2 separate regions of the Homo sapiens genome follow, and region 2 is linked to region 1. A link is an interaction called in ENCODE POLR2A ChIA-PET data of the cell type or tissue named here. Cell type or tissue: MCF 10A. All regions are shown on one strand. Links, peaks and the distances in the headings refer to the core of each region. The heading gives the core; the rest is flanking DNA. Region 1 has its middle 7.5 kb from the start of WNT3A. Region 2 overlaps LINC02809 (long intergenic non-protein coding RNA 2809).

The links. Peaks named below come from ENCODE experiments on the same cell type or tissue, not always from the same donor. Only the 100,000 strongest peaks of a DNase experiment are listed, where the experiment ranks them.
Region 2: POLR2A ChIA-PET joins it to region 1 with 19 read pairs; 8 of 35 experiments call an interaction of 5 or more read pairs at or near these places.

Annotation. Positions count from the first base shown.
Region 1 is chr1:227,997,261-228,001,646 of GRCh38, forward strand. No RefSeq gene overlaps it. Among named protein-coding and RNA genes, the nearest start is that of WNT3A, 7.5 kb to the right of the region's middle. RefSeq lists silencers at 2,240-2,299, 2,340-2,389. In MCF 10A, for the core only: a CTCF peak has its summit at 2,289; a DNase peak (open chromatin) is centred at 2,301.
Region 2 is chr1:228,071,799-228,076,184 of GRCh38, forward strand. LINC02809 (long intergenic non-protein coding RNA 2809) reads right to left here. Exons shown (of 1, transcript NR_158166.1): 1 at 2,111-4,386. Among named protein-coding and RNA genes, the nearest start is that of LINC02809, 2.6 kb to the right of the region's middle. RefSeq lists enhancers at 3,097-3,597, 3,598-4,098. In MCF 10A, for the core only: a CTCF peak has its summit at 2,238; a DNase peak (open chromatin) is centred at 2,263.

The DNA.
Region 1 (4,386 bases), core at 218-4,217:
CAGGAAGACCATAGACAGGCTCAACCCATGGGCTTTCTGTCTCTATCCAGACAACCCAGGAAAAAGAGAGAGGACAATGACTAATCTCAATAATTAGAAAGGTGACATCTCTACAGATTCTATAGATATTAAAAAATAAACAGGAATAAACATCTACATGTGTATAAATTCAACTTCTGTAAAATGAACAAATTCCTTGAAAGACATCAACTACCAAAGCTCGCACAAGAAATAAATAAACAAAATGGTTCTATAGCTATTTAAAGAACTGAATTGTGGTTACAAGCCTTCCTACAAAGAAACTTAAAGGCCAGATGGCTTCATTGGTGAATTCTACCAAACATTTAAGCAAGACATAATAACAATTTCCACAAACTCTTCCAGAAAATTAAAGAGTTGGAAATACTCATGAGTATCTCATGAGGCCAGAATTACCCTAATGCCCAAATCAGACAAAGACATTATAAGGAAAAAAAATTCTAGATCAGTACTTCTCAGGAACATAGATGCAAAAGTTCTTAACCAAGTTTTAGCATATCCAATCCAACAATATATAAAGAGGATGATACACCATGAGCAAGTGGGATTTATCCCAGGAATGCAAGGTTAGTTTAATATTTGAATATAAATTAATGCAATTCACTATATTAATTGGCTAAATAAAAACATATAATTGTCTCAATAGATGCAGAAAAATCATTTAATAAATTCCAATATTTATATAAAAACTCTCAGCAGATTAGAACTAGCTGTGAACTGCCTAAACCTGATAAGTGGCATCTATGAAAAACTTCAGCTCACATCACACTTTAATAAAACACTGTGTGTTTCCTCCCTAAACATCAAGAACAACACAAGCACATCCACTCTCACCACTTTTATTTGACACTGTCCTGGAGTTTCTAGCTAGTGCAATAAGACAAGAAAAAGAAATGAAAGGCATCTAGAATTTAAAGGAAGAGGTAACCTGTCTTTATTCACAGGTAACACAATTGTTTATATGGAAAACGCCAACAAATCTACAAAAAAGAATAAGTCTGCTGGAACTAATAAGTGAACTTAGGACAGTTGCAGGAAACAACATCAATGTACTAAAAGTCAGCACTTGCAACAAAACATGGAAATGGAAAGAAATAATACCACTTTAAATAGCTGATAGCTTCTGGACTAAGAGGAAGCTGCAGGTAGAGGGGGCAGGTGGAAGATTTAGGAGAGTATGGAGGTGGTTGCTGAGCCTGATATGAGAAGAACCTGGACAGAACAGGAACAAATGCTTTGCCGAAGCTTCTGGACCCACTGGGCTGGAGGACAACCAGCAAGGAACAGCAAGGAAGGAACCAGCAAGGAAGCTTCTGGACCCGTTGGGTTGGAGGACAACCTCAGCAACCCTCTGAGGAGGGAGAGACAGAAACTCTCTGCAGAGACTGCAGGTTGTGACACAGAAGCTGATGGCCTCGATTTCCCTCCATGAAATGGGACAGTAGGGTGCCGTTGACAGTCAGAAAGGGTGTGCAGGAGGTGGATGCTAGGGAGGAAGCCCACAAAGGGGCTGATGGACTGGCCTTGTAAGAAACAAAACATCATGTCTCCTTGGAGCCATGTCTCCTGTGCCTCGCCAGGGACAGTGGGCCCCAGCTTCTTCGACCAGGGAAGATGGCAGTCAATGGATACCCCAATGGCTTTTTCTCTTCACCTGTTCCCCCCACTCTCCTGTTCCCTAGAACCATGTTCCCACATAAACCACCTGCACTCACTACTTGTATCATGTTCTAAAAATCCCACCATGTCCCTGGAGCTCAGGATCTTCAAGGCCAAGGGGAGGCCCTAAAGGTGAAGTTGGGGGTGAACCAGAGTGAAGGAGAGCATCTCCAGTGATGAGGGAGTCCAAGACCCATGATCCTGGGTGATGGGGGTGGACAGGAGGAGCGTGACTGTCAAGCTGCCCAGGCCCAGGCCCATGTGTGAACAGCAGCCCTGTGAATCTTGCTCTTGGCCTCTGAGCCTTGGCTCTGGCTTATGCTCCAAAGATGGTGACACTGCATCTCCTGTGGTCTCAGGGATCAGCTGGGTCATGCAGGTTTCAGCAGGGGTTGTGGTCACCACTATTCCCATGAGAGAGGTCATACCCACAATGTAAAATCCCACTTGGGCTGCAGGACAGCCAAGGGCTAGGGAGGAGGCGCCGCTCATGTCACCCACAACCTTGCCCAGAAGGGGCACTGCCTCTAGGGGAAGATTGGACCCAGGCACCCCTTCAGTGCCGCCCTCCTCTGGCATCTCCACTTGGTGGCAGTATTGGCCCAGAAGCGGAACTCCAGCAAGCAGCCACCAACCGGTCCCTAAGAGCTGCTGTGGCAGCAAAACTTAGCTCTTTCCCAACAGGAAAGTCTGGGGAGTCTATTGCCCTCATTTCACAGGGAAGTAAGTTATGGCCTGGGAACCAGGATTCTGGATAATTAATCTGCAGGATTCCAGAACTCCATGATACTGTGATTTTTTTTTTTTTTTTTTTGAGTAGTGGTCTCTCTCTGTCACCCAAGCTGGAGTGCAGTGGCACAGTCATGGCTCACTGCAGCCTCGAACTTGTGGCCTCAACCAGTCCTCTCACCTCAGCCTCCTGAATAGCTGGGACTACAGGTGCATACCACCATACTCAGCTAATTTTTTATAGAGACGGAGTCTCACTATGTTGCCCAGGCTGGTCTCAAACTCCTGGGTTCAAGAGATCTGCTGGCCCCAGCCTCCCAAAGCACTAGAATTACAGGCATGAACTACCTGTCTGGCCCATTGTGATTTTTTTTTAATTCTCAAATTTGATTTTCTTATGGTTCTAAGACTCTCCATCTATGGGTCCATGCTTGAAGAACCATAAGATTCTAAGATCAGAGGGTTCTACTGACTCAGTTCCCCTGCATCCTATAATTCTGTGTTTGGATGATTCCAGCATTTCATGGCCATTTCATGGGATCAACCAGGATTAACCACATGGCTAAAGGGAGAGGCTGATGGCCCTACTTCCATGGTTCCCAGATTCCATCTTCTCTTCCTCATAGGGAGGTCCACAATTCCCCACATATCACCAGGCCACCTGCAAGGAGAGCAGGTCCAAGAAGTCACCTTGCAATGAGAATGAGATCGTGTGCCTCCTACATCATGCCCTAAGGGAGAGAGGACAGCATGGAGCTAGGAGGTGGATGGCTGGGGTGTCAACTGAGAAAGACATGCCTGTTGGACCCCAGAGTTGACTTTTATGGCATCCAAGAGCTGCCTGTGAGAACACACATGGTTTGATTTGTGAAGGGATGTTCACACAACCATCATGCGTCAGCCTTCTCAAAGGTGGCGTTCGTAGCACAGCATGCGAAGGGCTTTGAGTCAACAGACATTCCTGGAAAGAAAGCAGTGTGGGGGTATGGAAGGATCCCTGGAGGCTGGGACCTGGAGACCAGGGTCTTTCCTGCGGGCCCATTGCTCCTTCCACTTTGCCTTGAGCCCACTCTTTCCATACAAGGAGAGGCTGACCTAAGGTTCCAGTTGCTTTCATCAGGTGGGATCTGGTGAAGGGTCAAAATGGAACTCTAAGATGGGTAGTTGAAGGGGTGACACCCGAGGAGAGAGTGATGTCTCAAAACAGACTGAATTATTTCCCAAAGAGGTGCCCCAAGCCCCTGCAAATGCACTCTCTAGGAAGTCTGGCCACTGGGCCCCTTGCCCTCGTCCCACAGGGCAGCTCAGAAAGGCAAGCTCATGAGGACCGGCTCGTGTCCACCTACCCCCCTCATTGCCTACAAGGACTCCCGAGCATGCCCCCCATCCTGGCGCAATCTTCTGCCCTGGAGCCAGGAAAGGATGGCCTTCTGAGTTGGAGTCCTGCAGTCGGTCTTCCAGTCTTGGAGGGAAACATATACTCTACAAATGGTGAGCCTCGGAGAGAGCCCAGCCCTGCTGTGCTGCCTCCAGGAGGTTCAGGCGGCTATGCCTCCTCATTCAGCCTCACTGAGCCTTTTCCACTTCCAGAACATGGTGAAATTCACTTCCCTCTGACCACACAGTGCTTGGTGGATCACCGGGCACACAGTGGGCCTACAGTGGGCATGGTAGTCGCTGTCATCACTCCGCTCCAGGAGCCTTCAAGAAATCATCTCATCTGACAACCCACATTTACCATAAGGACCTTTTGGAGGCCAGGCGCAGGGGCTCACCCCTGTAACCCCACAGTTTGGGAGGCCAAGGCAAGAGGATTGCTTGAGCCCAGGAGTTAGAAACTACAGTGAACTATGATGGCACCACTGCACTCCAGCCTGGGCGACGGAGTGAGACCCTGTCTCAAACAAATAAAAAAGAACCTTCCGGAGAACTGAAGGAAAGTGGAAATTTGATAAGAGA
Region 2 (4,386 bases), core at 246-4,245, 75 kb after region 1:
GGATAGTGTAGGTGGATGGTGTTGAGGGGATAGTGTAGGGGGATAGTGCAGGGGTATAATGTAGGGGTATAGTGTAGGTGGATAATATTGGGGGACAGTTTAGGGGGAGAGTGTAGGGTGACATTGCAGGGGTGATAGTGTAGAGGGATAGTGTAGAAGGATAGAGTACGGGGGATAGTGTAGGCAGGAGAGTATAGGGGCATAGTGTAGGGGAGATAGTGTAGGGCAATAGCGTAGGGTGATATTGCCCAGGCTATAGTATAGGGGGTGCTGTAGAGGGATAGTGTAGGGGAGGAAAGTGTAGGGGGGATGGTGTAGAGCGATAGTATAGGTGATAGTATAAAGGGATAGTGTAGTGGGGATAGTGTAGGGGAACAGTGCAGGGGGGATACTGTACAGGGATAGTATGGGGGAGAGTGTAGGTGGATAGTGAAGGCGGATAGTGTGGGGCATAGTGCAGGTAGATAGTGTAGGACAATAGTGTAGGTGATAGTGTAGAGGGATAGTGTAGTGGGGATAGTGGAAGGGAATAGTGTAGGTGGATAGTGAAGGGGAATAGTGTGGGGCATAGTGTAGAGGGATAGTGTAGGGGATAGTGCAGGGGTCACAGTGCTGTTGGGGTGCCAAGGCACCGTGCTCAGTGTCCATGATGGTTTGTGTGCTTTGTGTCTGGAGCATCACGTGGGGACCCTGCAGACACAGAGTCCTGGTCACCCTCCCTGTTTCTGTGTCACTTGGCCTGCCTCAGGTGGAGGGTCAGAGGTCAGTGTGTTCCCCGTTAGTGTGGGCACTTTCCTGGGCTGTGCCTAACCATAGGTGGCTCTGCTCAGGCCATCCTGGCCCAGTGCTGCCTAAAGGTGTGCAGCTGGCCACCACCCACTCTGAATTGCTTCTTTGCAGGCCAGTCCAGGGTCAGGAAGGAGGTCTGGCGTCTGCCTCTGTCCCCTCTTCTGCTGCCTGGGACTGATAAGCAGCCTCCACCTTTATGGCATGAATCCCACCCCGGCCCCTTGGACATCGTGGCCTGCCGTGTAGCACAAGGGGCTTCCTCGGGCTTCCACACCACCAGCCTGGTGTGATGCCTGGCTCCCAGGCTCCAAGCCATGTGCCTAGTCAGCAAATGGGGCCCCTTGACTAGCCCCCAGCATGGCTGCTGTCTGCACCTGCAAGTCCATTGCACCAGTGCATCAGTTGTTTAGATCTTTCCCAGCTGTTGCCAAGGGTTCATCTCTCTCCTGGATCACAAGCACCCCTGTGTGCCAGGTGCACAGGACCTCCTCCCACCACCTGCCTACTTTGGCTCTGTGGGGGCCTCCGGGCCTGGACCACAGCGCTGGGAGACCCGGATGGGTGCCCAGGCTCTGGGCGGGTGGCTGTCCTGTGGGCCACGGTGACACTCTGTCACCTCCTCGTCTATCATCTCCTCCCATTGGGGCAGAAGGGGGCCTGGCACTCGCTGACTGCTTGAGTTCTTCTTTCTCCCCCTTCTCCTCCAACCACTGTCTCCCTCACTGCGGCCAAGCCCCCGGGCATACGCTGAGAGGGCAGTGTGACAGCCCTCCCCTGCCCTTCGTGCCAGCCTCCCTCACGGGGCCACCCACCCTCTGCATGTTCCTGTGGCACCCAGAACCTTCCACGGCAGCCCTGGCTACTCCCTGCCTCCTGAGAAAGGGGTCTCCCGGGTGTAGGTGTGTAGCTGGGCCTGCAGGTGATGGGCAGAGGAGCTGGAGAGGGCAGGGTCACCGCGCAGTCGCCTGGGAGCCGTGGGCAGCACCCAGACCCCCAGGGTAGGAGTTAGGAGCTGAAACAAGTAGGCCGGGGCAGGCCGGGGTGCTCTGGTGTCCCACAGCCAGCCTTGCCCTCCCATGGTGGGGCATTGGGGCCCATCAGTTCAGGGTATCCAGGAGAGTCTCCTTTTCATTAAGGCCAGAGGGGGCACTCACTGAAGGACCCAACAATGAGCACGGTCCCCCGCCCAGGCTGGCTGCAGGCTGCAGTGACAGGCATGGGGGCTGGAGGCCCCTGGGGCATGGTTCTGCCCACCCCGGTAGCCCAGGCCTTGGGCACAGGCAGGCGGATGCTGGCAGCAGATGCTAGGAAGACAACAATGTCTTCAGCTGGGCTTTTTAATTAACCTCAGCCGGCCCCTCCTGAAGGGCCCCAATTAAGTGAAGAATGCATGGCAGAGTGGGGTCATGCTCCGGGCGGGTTTTAATTAAAGCTCCGTGGCCTGGGCAGGAGCGCCCCCGCCTGACTGCCTCCTCCCTTGTTCTTGTGCTGGGCGACCACACACCTCCAATGGGTGCTACAGGCCTCTCCTCCTCCCGCCTGTCAGGCCCCAGACCAGGCAGCCCCTCTCTGAGCCACCATCCCGTCCTGGCATAGTCCCACCCACCTGCTGGTTCAAGCATTGGCTGAGCGTCTGTGGTGTGTCCACTGCAAAGGCAGACAGAAATCACACAACTAGTAACCATGTCAGATGTGCACATGCCATGAAGAAAGCAGGTGAGGTGAGGGACAGAGAGGGCTGGGCCACCATGCCCAGGAAAGGAACCTGCAGGAGGCAGGCAGGGAGTGCACCTGGAGGGTGGGCTCTGTGGACAGGAGCAGGGGCCTGGCTGAGCAGCTGAGGGGTCAGCCTGTGGACGCCCGCATGCAAGAATGAGAGGGAAGACAGACATGTCTCCGGAGAAGATCTATAAACAGCAGCAAGCACATGGAAAGACGCTCAAAGTCACGAGTCCTTCAGGACAGGCAAATCAAAACCACCATGAGACACCAGCTCACCCCATCAGGATGGCAGCTATTAGAGAAACAAACAAAAAAAAGTCACTGGATGCAGTGGCTCTCGCCTATAATCCCAGCTACTCAGGAGGCTGAGGTGGGAGGATCGCTTGAGGCCAGGAATTTGAGATCAGCCTGGGCAACATACTGAGACCCAGTCAGTACAAGAAAAAATATATTAATTAGCTGGCATGGTGGTGCGTGCCTACCATCCCAGGTACTCAAGAGGCTGAGGTGGGAGAATTGCTTGAGCCCAGGAGGCGGAGGCTGTAATGAGCCAAAATCACGCCACTGTACTCCAGCCTGGGTGACAGAGCAAGACCCTGTCTCTTAAAAAATTTAAATTATTTTTAAAAGGTTAAAATGGTAAGTCCTATGTTATGGGTATTTTACCACAATTTTTAAAATGAGAAAAATTTGAGGACAGAGGGCTGTGGGTATGGGGGGCTTTCAGCCGCACTCAGCAGAACAGGGGCTGCGTGGGGCTTCTGAGCAGGGACCCACACCAGGGGCCTGGCTCCCCACAAGACCCCCAGCCTCACACAATGGGGTGTGCCCCAGGACCGTGAGCCACGTATTCACGGGTCCCACCAGAAGAGCACATGCGTCCAAGAACAGCAGCTGGGCAGGGGTAGCAGGCAGGCACGTGTGTCCTGCTTTGTTCAGGGCATCTTTGCATTAATCGCCACTGCAGGACCAACATTCTCCACAACTGGCTTCCTTTAGAGACACCTGGCCTTGGGAGCAATGAACGAGGGAAGGGAGGGTCTCCTCCAGGGTCACCATGAGCACTCTCCTCTGCCCAAGCCACGCCCCCTGGCCAGCCCCGACTCTCTCTCTCAAATCTGAGCGCCAAGGACTCCCTCCCCAACGAGCCTTGTGCTGGGGGATCCCCTTGGTTCTTCTGGGGATTCGGGATACAGTGTGCCCAGGAAGGGAGTAGTCTGATCCTAGCAACCAGAGTCACCGTGGCAACAGGTGACATCAGAGCCCAGCAGCCCTGAGCCTTACACGGGACCCAACCTGCTGCCCAAACTGACCCATGGGGGAGACACATGTCCGGCTGGACAGGTCAGGTGGCTGCCTGCAGAAAACTCATGACCCTGAGGCCGTGTGGGCAGACACCCTATGCAGGGGTGCAAAGAGGATCATCTGAGGAACCCCAATGCTTTTAGCCCCAGGTATTTGACTCTCCCGGCCTTGGCACCAGACATGAGGGAAGGAGGTATACTGGCATCACAGGGTGGCCACAGCAAGTTACCACAACCTGGGTGGTTCACAACAGCAAGGGAGGTATTTCCTCGCAACTCTGCAGCCAGAAGCCCCACATTGAGGTGTCCCGGGCATGCTCCCTCCAAAGGTTCTGGGGAGGACCCTGCACAGCCTCCTCCAGCTCCTGGTGGCTCAGGTGCCTCAGGCGCATGGCCACACACTCCAGTCTCTGGCCTGTCTTCATGGCTGGTTCCCGATCTGTGCATCTCAGATCCCCCTCCTCTTTCTCTTAGACGATCACCTGTTACGGGTCCAGGGCCCACCCTAATCCAGGATGGCCTGGTCTCGACGTCACTCATTGAGGATGTCTGCCAAGACCCTGGTTCTACA